Linked DNA regions of Mus musculus: region 2 is linked to region 1. Evidence: chromatin contacts called from ENCODE Hi-C or POLR2A ChIA-PET data. All regions are on one chromosome and are shown on one strand. The core of a region is the stretch at or near the end of the contact, and the rest is flanking DNA. Distances in the headings are between cores, read along the strand shown. Region 1 holds the start of Elk1 (ELK1, member of ETS oncogene family). Region 2 holds the start of Cdk16 (cyclin-dependent kinase 16).

Region 1 (5,934 bases), core at 1,389-3,888:
CCATACCAAGCATGTTCCTACCCCAGCATCTTTATATTGGTTTCTCCTTGTGGTGGAGCACTTATCTTCCACATCACCCCCACTAGGTGGTAGGGTTACACATCTGTAATCTCAGCAGTCGGGACAGGAGGATCTTGAATTAGAAGCCAGGCTGTACTATATAGTCTTAAAGGGAAAGCTCTTAGTGAAGCCAAACCTGAGCATTCTTTGAAATTGAAGGCTCCTCTTCCTACCACTTCTTCAGTATTTAGTTCCTTATACTTAGGTAGATCTAACACATCATAATAATTGTGTGTGTGTATACTTTGTCTCTTAGTATTTGAAATGGCTTAGTGCTTAAGTGTACACACAGCTGTTCAGAGTAACTTGAGTTCAGTTCCCAGCACCCATGTCAGGTAGCTCACAACCACCTGCAACTACAGCTCCAGGGAATCTGATATCTTCTTCTAACCTCTGGGAACCGACATTCATGGTGTATTTCCCATGCCTATAACAGATAGATAATAAAGGAGCTCCAGGAGACAAAGAATTTTGTATAATTTACTGCTGTTTCTGCTATTATTTAAAGCTCCCTGGCATACAGAAGGCACTCAATAATCTTTACTTCTTATCATCAGATAGTCATTGTGATGGGTTTCGAGTGTATCCCGTAGTTTGATCATATTAATATACCCATACCCACTTCCCTCATCCCCTTAATTGTTTTTTAAAAATTGTTACTACATTTTTTATGAGTACATGTGAAGGTTAGAGGGCAACTATTTGAAGTCAGTTTTCTCCTCCACTGTGTGGGTCCTGGGTATTGAACTCAAGTTCTCAGGCTTGGCAGCAATCAACCTTTGCAAGCTGAACCACCTCACTGGCCCTATTTCCCTCAGTCTTTAAGTAGGGAAATTCCAAGTGGTAGCCAGACATCTCTGCATAGTGGGGCCTAAGTGGGCCCATTTTGCCCTTTTTTGTTCCTTTTTTTCTAGGCTCAGCGACAGCCTCACCAAGGACTCCATGAATATCAAGGCCCATATCCACATGATGCTAGAGGTGAGAGCAGCTCACTCCACCCTTCAAATATATTTAGGGTGATAACCTGAAGACAGGAGAAAGCCAAAGAAGGGAGGGGTCATCTTTCCTTCTAAATTGAAACCAAAGAAGTGAAAAACAGAGCAAACCTGGGACAGGACCTGGACCCTGCCTCGGTTCAGTATACGTTGTCCTCTTTTTACAGGGACTTAGAGAACTACAAGGCCTGCAGAATTTCCCAGAGCCATCTCCCCATTGACTGCATCTTCCCAGCCTCCAATATTAAAGCACCTGAATGCCTTGGAATCACATAGTCCTTTTTTCCCTAATTCTCACTAATTTACTAAGTGCCCTAGAGACCAAAATTACTGGAAGACCCATCCTTTCTGTAGAACCTCTAAAACGTTCTAGAGGTCTTGCCTAGAACTTGTGTTTTTCTCCTGACTTTATGCTTTACTCTCTTTTGTCGCCTTTAGAACCTTGGCCCTGCTCCTCACAATTCCTTTTCCTAGATATTTGTATCTGTGCCCTTTGTCTTACCATAAAGAATGGACTGAATGGGCTGAAGATGAGATTCAATTGGTAGCATGCTTGCCTGTCACACATGAAACTTAAAATTCAGTCCCCAGTACTGTGTACATAAGCTAGGTGTGTGGCACACCTGTGACTTCAAGAGATAGAGGCAGAAGGATTTAAGTTTAAGGTAATCCTGGGCTACATGAGACACTTGAAACAAATTTTTACAGTTCCAGTTCAAAGTAATTTGTTTCCATGGCCGTCAGCTTTTTACTTCAGATCTTAAGGTTTATTGTCTCTCACAGTCCAGTGGTCATCCAGGTACCCTAAATAACACTACTGCCCAACCCTTGACTTGGTCCCTAAATCGTAGTTCTAATAGTTCTACTTTCAACAGTATGCAGAGATCCTGCCCTCCCTGCTACAGCCCCTACAGTCCCTAGGTTTAAGTCCAGTCATAGATCACTAAGAACCTAAATCCACCCTTACAACTGACTGTGGCTAGACTCTGCCCTTGTAGACAGTTAATTTCCACCTCTCATATACATTTCCTCTGTATATCCGGCAGCCATTCCGGCCTCCACCTTTTGCTGAATTCAAAGTTAGTTTTTGCCTAGCTAATTACCCATAGCGTTACCCTACCCCCCTCCACAGAGTTGAGTCCTACCCTGCTGCTATGGCCCTTTCTAAATAAGTCCTGTTTCTGCTGAACGGTATGGTGTACAGCACCACCTACTTTGGTGTTTTGGCCACTGTCTGGGAGAATCCTCCAATCAGCTGAAAACAGCCCATCACCACCCCTCCATCCTCTGGGACTGTCTGTCTGCCATCAATCTCACTTAAGCCAATCGGTGTGAACTGGGCGACCTCCCCATCCCTCCTCAAACCTTGGCACTTGGCAGTCCTCCTTGACCCAATCGGCGTGAGGCACTAGCGCCGCCCAACACCTCTATAGATTCAGTTGGCCACCCGCAGTCCATCAATCCCTTTTAAGCCAATTGTGTTACAGCTCTGTTAGTATTCCTCCACCACCCAGGCCCCTGTGCTTAGGATCCTTGGCATTTTGTCCAATCAGCAAGCAGGAGGACGCTTGGCTCCTCCCATGAGAGCCCACGTGAGCGGTGGGGAAACGCAGGGGCGGCTTCTGGTTGCTGCTTCTGCTGTCGCCGCCACCACCGCCGCCGCCTTGGAACCGGGGCCTGGGGGGCGGTGGGGCCTCGTATGGAGCCCCCGCCCCCCGGAGCTGCCACTGCCACCGCCGCGCCACTCGCAGGTGAGCCCAGGCCCACAAGGTGGAGGACCCTGTCCATGACCCCACGTATCCTCACCCCCGCGCAAGGGATGTGGTTTGGCCCAGCCTGCTGGTATTTGGCTCCACTACCATCAACTGATTGCCCCTGTGTGTGCATTGCCTGCTCCTTTTGCCCTTTATAGTAGATCTGAACGTGGGCTAACATCCTGCTGTCTGTATAATGGATCTGTCTGTGAGCTTATGATTTTCCCCACCCCAACTTAATGGACTCGTCCGTGGTCTTGCCCTCCCCAACCCCCACTTATTGGAAACCAGTCTGTTGCATTGTCCAGTCCCCCTTTAGTCGTAGCTGTGTCTAAAGTGTTTCCATTTCCCCTAGCCTCAAATTTAAGGGGAACCTTCTGTGGCTTTGTTTACTGAACCCCTCATGTTTATTGTAGTGAATCAATCTGTGGCACTGTTCCCACTTAAGACACCCCATTGTTTGTTCAACAGTGAGTCCACCTAAGTTTACATTATTGCCCCCCTTGAGTCCCCAGTGCATAAGCCCATGACTTTATCCACCTCCTCCCATTGCCCCCATCTTACTGTGAATTAGTTTGCATGCTTGCATTCATATTCCTCTAGTTATCACCGCCCTAACTTTTCTCCCTTATTTGTAGACTCCAGTCTTTGAGCTGCTTCCTTTTAACAGTGGGTCAGTTTGGTGCTTTGCAATTTTTATTTTCATTTTCAACAGCCCAGTCTATGGCCTTGTCCTATCCTTCACTTTAATTAATTATTATGTGATGGCTTTTCTTCTCTGCGGTTGTATAGGTATCAGCTTAAACCACATCTCACTTTTGTAATGAATGAGTCTGTTCAGAAGCCTTCTGCCACCCCAGTGTTTACAGTCTCTCAAATCCTCAGAGCTTGCAATCCCTCCCCAAAGGGGATAGATAGGCTTTGTACTTTATTTCCCTCCTCCTCCTCCTATGTATTGGGTCAGTCTTCTCTGCCCCCATCTCCTAGGAAGTCCTGTGTACTTGTAAAACCCAGGGACTTTTAATATATGCCATGTTCCTCATAAACTCTCTTTTTGTTTGTTTGTTTTTTGTTTTGTTTTTGTTTTTTGTTTTTTTTTCAAGACAGGGTTTCTCTGTATAGCCCTGGCTGTCCTGGAACTCACTCTGTAGACCAAGCTGGCCTCGAACTCAGAAATCCGCCTGCCTCTGCCACCCAAGCGCTGGGATTAAAGGCGTGTGCCACCACTGCCCAGCCCTCATAAACACTCTTAGCCACTAGGCATTTTACTTTGCTATAGTTCTCAACTATAGTAGTGGTACTATTGCTAATGACAGTCGGATCTAACTTTATACTTTACACTTGCTGTGTACCAGGCAGTATTCTATAGTCTCCAGCTTGCTTATAGTCTCCAGTCTTCATCATAGCCCTGTGAGACAGATAACTGAGAAAACTAGGGCATGTGGGTTCACAGATGGCCCAATAACTACTTAGATAGGGGAACACTTTTGACATGCCCCTCTCTCACCTCATTGCATCCCATATGAGGGCACATTCCTTAACAGCCAAATTAGTTTCAATCACCCAGCTTTTGTTTCTGCTGTTCTTTCTGACAACAGAGCTGTCTCCATTCTACTCTGTTCTCAGGACCCATCAGCTCAAGTCCTAGCAGTGGTGTGACTTTACATGAATGACTTAACTACTTTCTTCCTGTACTGGGCTAAAATGGGGGAGTCAGAACTATAGCCTTTCCAGTGTGAAAAAAATGTGTGGGTTAAACAAGTCACCTCACTGACCTTATCTCTTTCATCTCCACATTTCAGATCCATGCTATAGCCATGCTAACCTCACTGCTTCTCAAAAACAGCCGGTACAGGCCAGCCTCAGGGCCTTTGCATTAGCTCTTCTTTCTCCATTAACACTACTCCCACATCTCTGTATGGTAACTTTCAAGGTACTGTACACTTGCCATACCCAAAGGAATTTTTTCACTACCCTGTGCAGGGAACACACTAAAGATATTTGTAAGAATGTCATTTGATTTGTGAATAAAATGAGCGTAAAGGAAATGTGATGTTGGTGATATGAAAAGGCACAAATAGAAAAGATGTTTCAGAGAGTGCTTTCATGTCTTTGCATCTTGGGTAGTGTAATTTTAGTAAAACATGTATTTGTCACACTGGTGCTTGGGATATAATGTATAAAGGTATATACATAAAAAGGTTTCAAATATCATTTTTTGTATCAAAGTAGTCAACACCCACCTCTCTTTGACTATCTGATTTTGTATACCGAGCAGGGTTCAGATCTCTTTCCTGCTTGCTTTGGCCCTTTATACTCTGTCATGGTTAGACATGCTATATAGCTTATATAAATAGATATCTGTCTATCCTCCTCAGAATAAACATCCTATGGGAACTTACAGGCTTTATCTGCCCTTCATGTAAAAATATACCTCTGTACAGTAGGTGCTTGGAATAATCTGCTGCACAAATTAACTTGGGGGGTGTAGTATCTAGACGATGAATGATGGCTCACGGCTATATATTTCCAGCATGGAAGACCAAGAGAGAATTTACAGGAAATAAAAACTAGCCTGGGTGACATAGCGAATTCCAGACCAACCTGAACTACAGAGTGAGATGCTGTCACAAAACTGACAATGAAAATTGTATCCCAGACATCACCAAGGGGAGTGCAGATAAAAAAGGGAATGTAGGAATTAATTAAGATGTCAGTTACGACTTTTTAAATATTTAACAGCTATTTACTAAGCACCTAGTGAGTACCAGGCACTTATTGTAGATGCTGGAGATATAGAGAAGCAAAACAGGCAGAAATCCCTGTACATAGAAAGCAGGCAGGCATTACTAAAAGTGAGGGAGACAGACTGTATAGATAGGTAAAATGAAATACCACATTATACAAAGGCTAAGGAACAGACATGAAGTGGGGCAAATAGGACTAGAGTATCAAGGTATTTGAACTCTTAGAGACAAGGCATGCTACACTTGGAAATGTGACTCATAAGTTAAGGCCTGAAAGAAACAAAGGAGTAAGCCATATTGTGTAAAGGAAGAATGTACCAGAAAGAACACTCAATGCAAAGACCCTGAAGCCCAGATTATGGCTACCATGTTCAAAAG
Region 2 (5,138 bases), core at 383-2,882, 260 kb after region 1:
TCCTCAAATCAGCACACTTCAGTGGCCCATGGAGAGAAAAAAGGCGTTTTGATGTACATCAGCATATTTTACTTTGTGCTCTTCCCCTAATAGCGTGCATACATTTAAGTGTCTGTATCTATCTAACCCCACAGCAGCAGCCTTTACAACAGTGGTTCTCAACCTTCCCAATGCTGTGACCCTTTACTACAGTTCCTCATGTTGTGGTGTCCCCCAACCATAAAGTTCTTTTTGTTGCTACTTCATAACTGTACTTTTGCTGTGATGAATTATCATGTAAATGTCTGATATGCAGGATATTTGACATTCGACCTCTAAGTTGAGAACCAGTGCTCTAGAACTTCATATATAGTATTGCCCCCACGCTTTCTGGAAGCCTTTATGGACATCCACTCACACCTCATCTTGACCCTTAGTGTGCAAAGCTCTTTATACTTCCTTTACTGACAATCTCCCGTACACATGTACGCACACACCTAAAACCCAGTAGTACAGGCCTTTCCCCATCCTCTCCCATTACACACACTCTCAGGTCCTTCAAAAGCTCTGCCTTCACTGGCATATACTGATCTCACCCTACCTTTATTACATCTACATACCCTCATCTCCAGGACCCTCCATTACCTCCTCTATGAGCACACCCTGGACCCAGAGAAGCTGCCACCCTCAACTCCGTGGATAAACACAGTATTAACACTATCCTGACCCTCATCACCACACACTCGGAACTATGCGTCTATCAGCACACCTTCTGGTAGTACCTCTACCACCCTTTCTCCATTTACACTGGGCCTCTCTGTAGCTCCAACTTCCACTAGAATGTTTTGGAACTGTCTTTACTTCAAACCCTGTTATACCCCATCACGTCCCTCATGGTCCTGCAACCCCTTTCCATAAGCACACTGGGCCTGAAGTCGTAAGGCTTTTTATTACATGTTCCTAGCCCTTTAGCAACTCCGAGAATCTCACTGTATCAATCCATTCCCATAACGCTAGTCCTTTAATCACCCTTCTCCCACTTAGCATCCACAGCACTTCCCATCCTCAGCTCCCAGGACAGGGGCCCAGGGCGGGGCCAAGGTCAGGGAGGCCCCAAATGACCCCCCAGTGCATTCTGGGAAACTCGAGGGGGAGGGGGCACCTGACAGACAAGCTGCCCAGAACCCCTTGGTCTTGTTCCAGCACTGCCTAGGGTCCGGCTGGCTCTCTAGGAAGAGCAGCCCCCACCCTAAGTATCGAGGACACGCTCACCGGAGGGGGCGCGCGAGTAACCTCAGAGCCGCGGGGCCGGCGCGGTGGCGCCTGGGGCGGCGGCCCGGGATGAGGCCGCGCGACCTCCTTTTCCTCCAGTTCGCCGCAGGCGCCCGTCCCAGTAGTCTTCGGCCATGGCTGCTGGGCCCGGGCCGCCGCCGGCTGAGGAGGAAGAGGCGGCGGCGGCGGCGGCGGCTGAGGCGGCGGCGGCGTCCCGCTCAGCCGGCCATGAGCTTGGCCACTGCGGGCGATGCCCCCGTGCTCGCAAGCGCCCGCTGGAATCCGGGTGTTCACGGCGGCTCGTGACTCACAGCAGACAGCTAGCGGAGACGCAGCATATCCCAGAGCCCCCCAGCCAGCGGCCCAACAGCCGCGCGCGCCGCGCTCCGCGCATGCGCACGCACACGCTGGGGGTGGGGTGTGAAGCAGGAAGGAGGAGACTCACCTCGGACTGCGTGTACCAAAAGAGCCTTCTGCAGCGGGAGGGGGTGCGGCCATTGCGTGCCCAGCAGGGAATGTGGCGTTGGCCCTGGAACGGCGCCAGGGGGATTTAGAGAGGGGTTAATAGTTTTGATCTTGCTAGAAATTTACTAGCATCGAGGTGAGCAGCAGCCAGTAGCCAGGCGTGCCAGTCACCACCTTCTTTCCCTACAGTCTCATTTGGTACATCCCCATGGTGGTAAACGGGACTTTTGCAAGGAGAAAAAGAACAGGTGAGCGAAGCAGTTCCAGTCCTTTGTGGTGCCTCGGGAGGCAAGAATTTAAAGGCTGGAAATGACTTTCTAGGAGAGGTGGCCTGGATTACCACCTTAGCTAGGACAATCTAGCCCCGCCCTGCCACCCACCCTCTACCACTAGTTTGTTACCCACTGTGAAACGTATGTGGCCCCACCCTTTTGAAAAAGCTGACGCTCAGCCAATCAAATTTGCTCCCTGCGTCAGGGCTGAGCAAGAATGAAGGGCGTGGCAAAGCTGAAGAAGCATGATCTAGCTTTCTCTTCAGCTTGCCTCCTCCTCTGTACGGTTTTTTATTGGTTTTCGGGCTCGCCTTTTTGTTCTGAGCGCTTCTCAGGAGATCGCTGAATATCCCGTAAGATAATTGGTCCAAAGGCCACTCAGTCAGCCGGTTCCCTCCTTTAACCATTCCCACATTCTCCTGCAGCTTCTTGGTGTGGTGAAACCTAGGCTGAGAAGGAAAGGCCTTTTTAGAGGGGGCAGACTCCACTAAGGCGCAGGTTTGGAACTTTGGCTTGGGCGGAGCTTCTTGCTGCCTCACTCTAATATTCGCGTACAAGCTCCTCTAATTAGGCTTTCTTTACACCTTTCAATTACCTCATCTTGTCCTCTACAGTCTTACTTAACTAGGTTCTGTTACACGGCCAACATTGCCAGGCATACCTCTCATTCTTCTCTGTAGAAAATGACACGATTTCCCGTATCTATCCCAAACAGTTCTGCAGACTTCCTGAGACTTCTTACACTGGCCCCAGGAATTTCCTTGCCTCTTCTGGGCTTCCTTTGGTTGGCCTTCTTTCCCAGTCACGATTTTCAAGCAAGGGCCATTGATTGGCAAGTACTTCTTCAGCCATGAAAGTCGTCCTTGCTAGGATAGACATCGGGTCTATCATTTAACAGACTTAATCTCCTTTCCTCTCACAACAGGAGAATATCCTAGTTCTTGAATATAGCAGGCATTTGTGTCTCTGAGACTTCATACTCGCTGTTGTTGTGCCTGGAATTCACTTGCCCCATATCTACACTTATTTCTTTCTGGTGCAGTTCCATTATTCCAAATCCCCACTTGGCTTTATGCCTTTTGAAAGGGGGGCTTTTAAAATTTGATGTTTATTTGCATTGTTAAAGTCTATTCCCAGCCTTGTGTGTGCTTCCATGCTGAGCTAATAATACCCAGACCTGGTCAACATTTTGTTGTTCTGTTTTCAGACAGTCTTTTGCAGCCCAGTCTCATCTTGAATTCAGTGTAGTCAAGAATGATATTGAAGTCTGGATTCTTCCTGCATCCACCACCCAAGTGCTGGTGTTATAGGCATGTGCCACACACCTGGTTTTATTTGCATTCTACCAACTGAGCTACATCTCCAGCCCATTTGCATTTGTGCCAGGCTCATTGATCAACTTTTAAACAATGAAAAAAATAAATGAATGGGATTGGGTCTGGAGAAATGGCTCAGTGGTTACAGACATTTGCTGCTCCCCAGAGTTTGGTTCTCAGCATACACATCAAGTGGTTCACACTGTATCTCCAGTTCCTTCTTTAGTTGTTGTGGTTTTTTCGAGACAGGGTTTCTCTGTATAGCCCTGGCTGTCCTGGAACTCACTCTGTAGACTAGGCTGGCTTCAAACTCAGAAATCTGCCTGCCTCTGCCTCTCAAGTGCTGGGATTAAAGGAGTGTGCCACCACCGCCCGGCTTCCAGGAGAAGTTTTATAAAACATGACATTAAGTGGATAAACATAAATGGACACAAATGTTTCATTTTACATTTTCCCCTTTTCTCATCAGAGTATTACTTTCTATAGTTATCACTTTGGCCAATAGTATAAAAAGTGTGGCACTAAGGGCCTTAGCATAATAATGCAGCATAGTGAGGATGCCCTCTTCTAGTTTCCTCAAGCATCTTCATGGCATACTCTAAAACACACACACACACGCACACACACACATACACACACACACGTGAACACAGAGACACATTAAAAAAAACTTAAAAATGTATAGGCCAGATATGTGGCGCAACCCTCTCTCTGAAGAGAATCCCAGCACTCTCAAGAGGCAGAGACAGTTCTGTGAGCTTGAGGCTAGCCTGGCCTGCATAGCTAGCTCCAGGACAGCCAGGGGGCTACATAGAGATTCTGTCTTTAAAAAAGAAAAATGGCAAGACTGAGAAGAATGGCTCAGCAGGTAAAGACACCTGGCTGCCAAACTGAACTGCCTAAGTTCTGTTGATTGGACTCACATGGAGAGACCTACATATGGACATTATGGGATGCCTCTCCCCCAATTAAATGAATGTAATATACTTTTTAAAGTTGTATGTTAGCCAGGCAGTGGTGGTGCATGCCTTTAATCCCAGCACTTGGGAGGCAGAGGCAGGCGGATTTCTGAGTTCGAGGCCAGCCTGATCTACAGAGAGTTCCAGGACAGCCAGGGCTATACAGAGAAACAGTATCTTGAAAAAAACAAAACCAAATAAATAAAATTGTGTGTTTGTGTATGAACACACTTGTCAGAGGACAACTTGCAAGAATTGGCTCTAGCATGTGAGTCTTGAACTCAACATGGCTCAAGACAAGATTTTCTGTAGGCCAGGCTGGCCTGAGCACTGGATTCTCTTCCAATGACCTCCCCAGTTCTAGGATTACAGATGTGTACCAGTACGCTCAGTTTATGCAGAACAGGAGATTGAACCCATAACTTGGTGCATGCTAGACAAACACTAGCTACTGTTCTAGTCATGTTAGATTATCTTTTTTCAACTATTTTAGGGGTGGAGAAATGGCTCCGTGGTGAAGAGCACTAACACTGGCTGTTGTTCCAGAAGACCCAGGTTCAATTTTCTAACACCCACATGGCAGCTCAACAACTGTAACTCCTCTTTCAGGGGATCTGATTCCCTTATCCATGAAGGAAACACACACACACACACATATATATATATTGCATTGCAGGTATAACTAACTGTACATGTTTGTACCTTGTGTCCAGACCAGAAGAGGCCATGAGATCCCTGGAACCTGAGTTATGGTCATGAGTAGAAGAAATTCAGGTGCAGGAATCCAAACCCAGGAAGAGCATCTATCCAGCCCCTCAACTTTTACCTTAGTTGTATTTATTGTCAATTCTAAGTTTCATAAGCCTTATGATGGT

Evidence for each region. A loop is a pair of places that touch in the nucleus more often than their neighbours do. ChIA-PET counts read pairs that join two places held with the same protein, here RNA polymerase II (POLR2A).
Region 2: a map of T-helper 17 cell shows a loop between it and region 1 (2.1-fold over the local background). The contact joins the promoter of Cdk16 here to the promoter of Elk1 in region 1. A Hi-C loop is called at or near these places in 3 of 37 maps with a recorded cell type or tissue (T-helper 17 cell and mouse embryonic stem cell). POLR2A ChIA-PET finds 5 or more read pairs at or near these places in 2 of 5 experiments (both embryonic stem cell).

The regions. Positions count from the first base shown.
Region 1 is chrX:20,947,312-20,953,245 of GRCm38, reverse strand. It overlaps Elk1 (ELK1, member of ETS oncogene family), which reads left to right and starts at 2,638. Exons shown (of 6, transcript NM_007922.5): 1 at 2,638-2,806. Uxt (ubiquitously expressed prefoldin like chaperone) reads left to right here. Exons shown (of 7, transcript NM_013840.3): 6 at 975-1,038; 7 at 1,223-1,581. The coding sequence ends at 1,276.
Region 2 is chrX:20,684,920-20,690,057 of GRCm38, reverse strand. It overlaps Cdk16 (cyclin-dependent kinase 16), which reads right to left and starts at 1,632. Exons shown (of 16, transcript NM_011049.5): 1 at 1,252-1,632.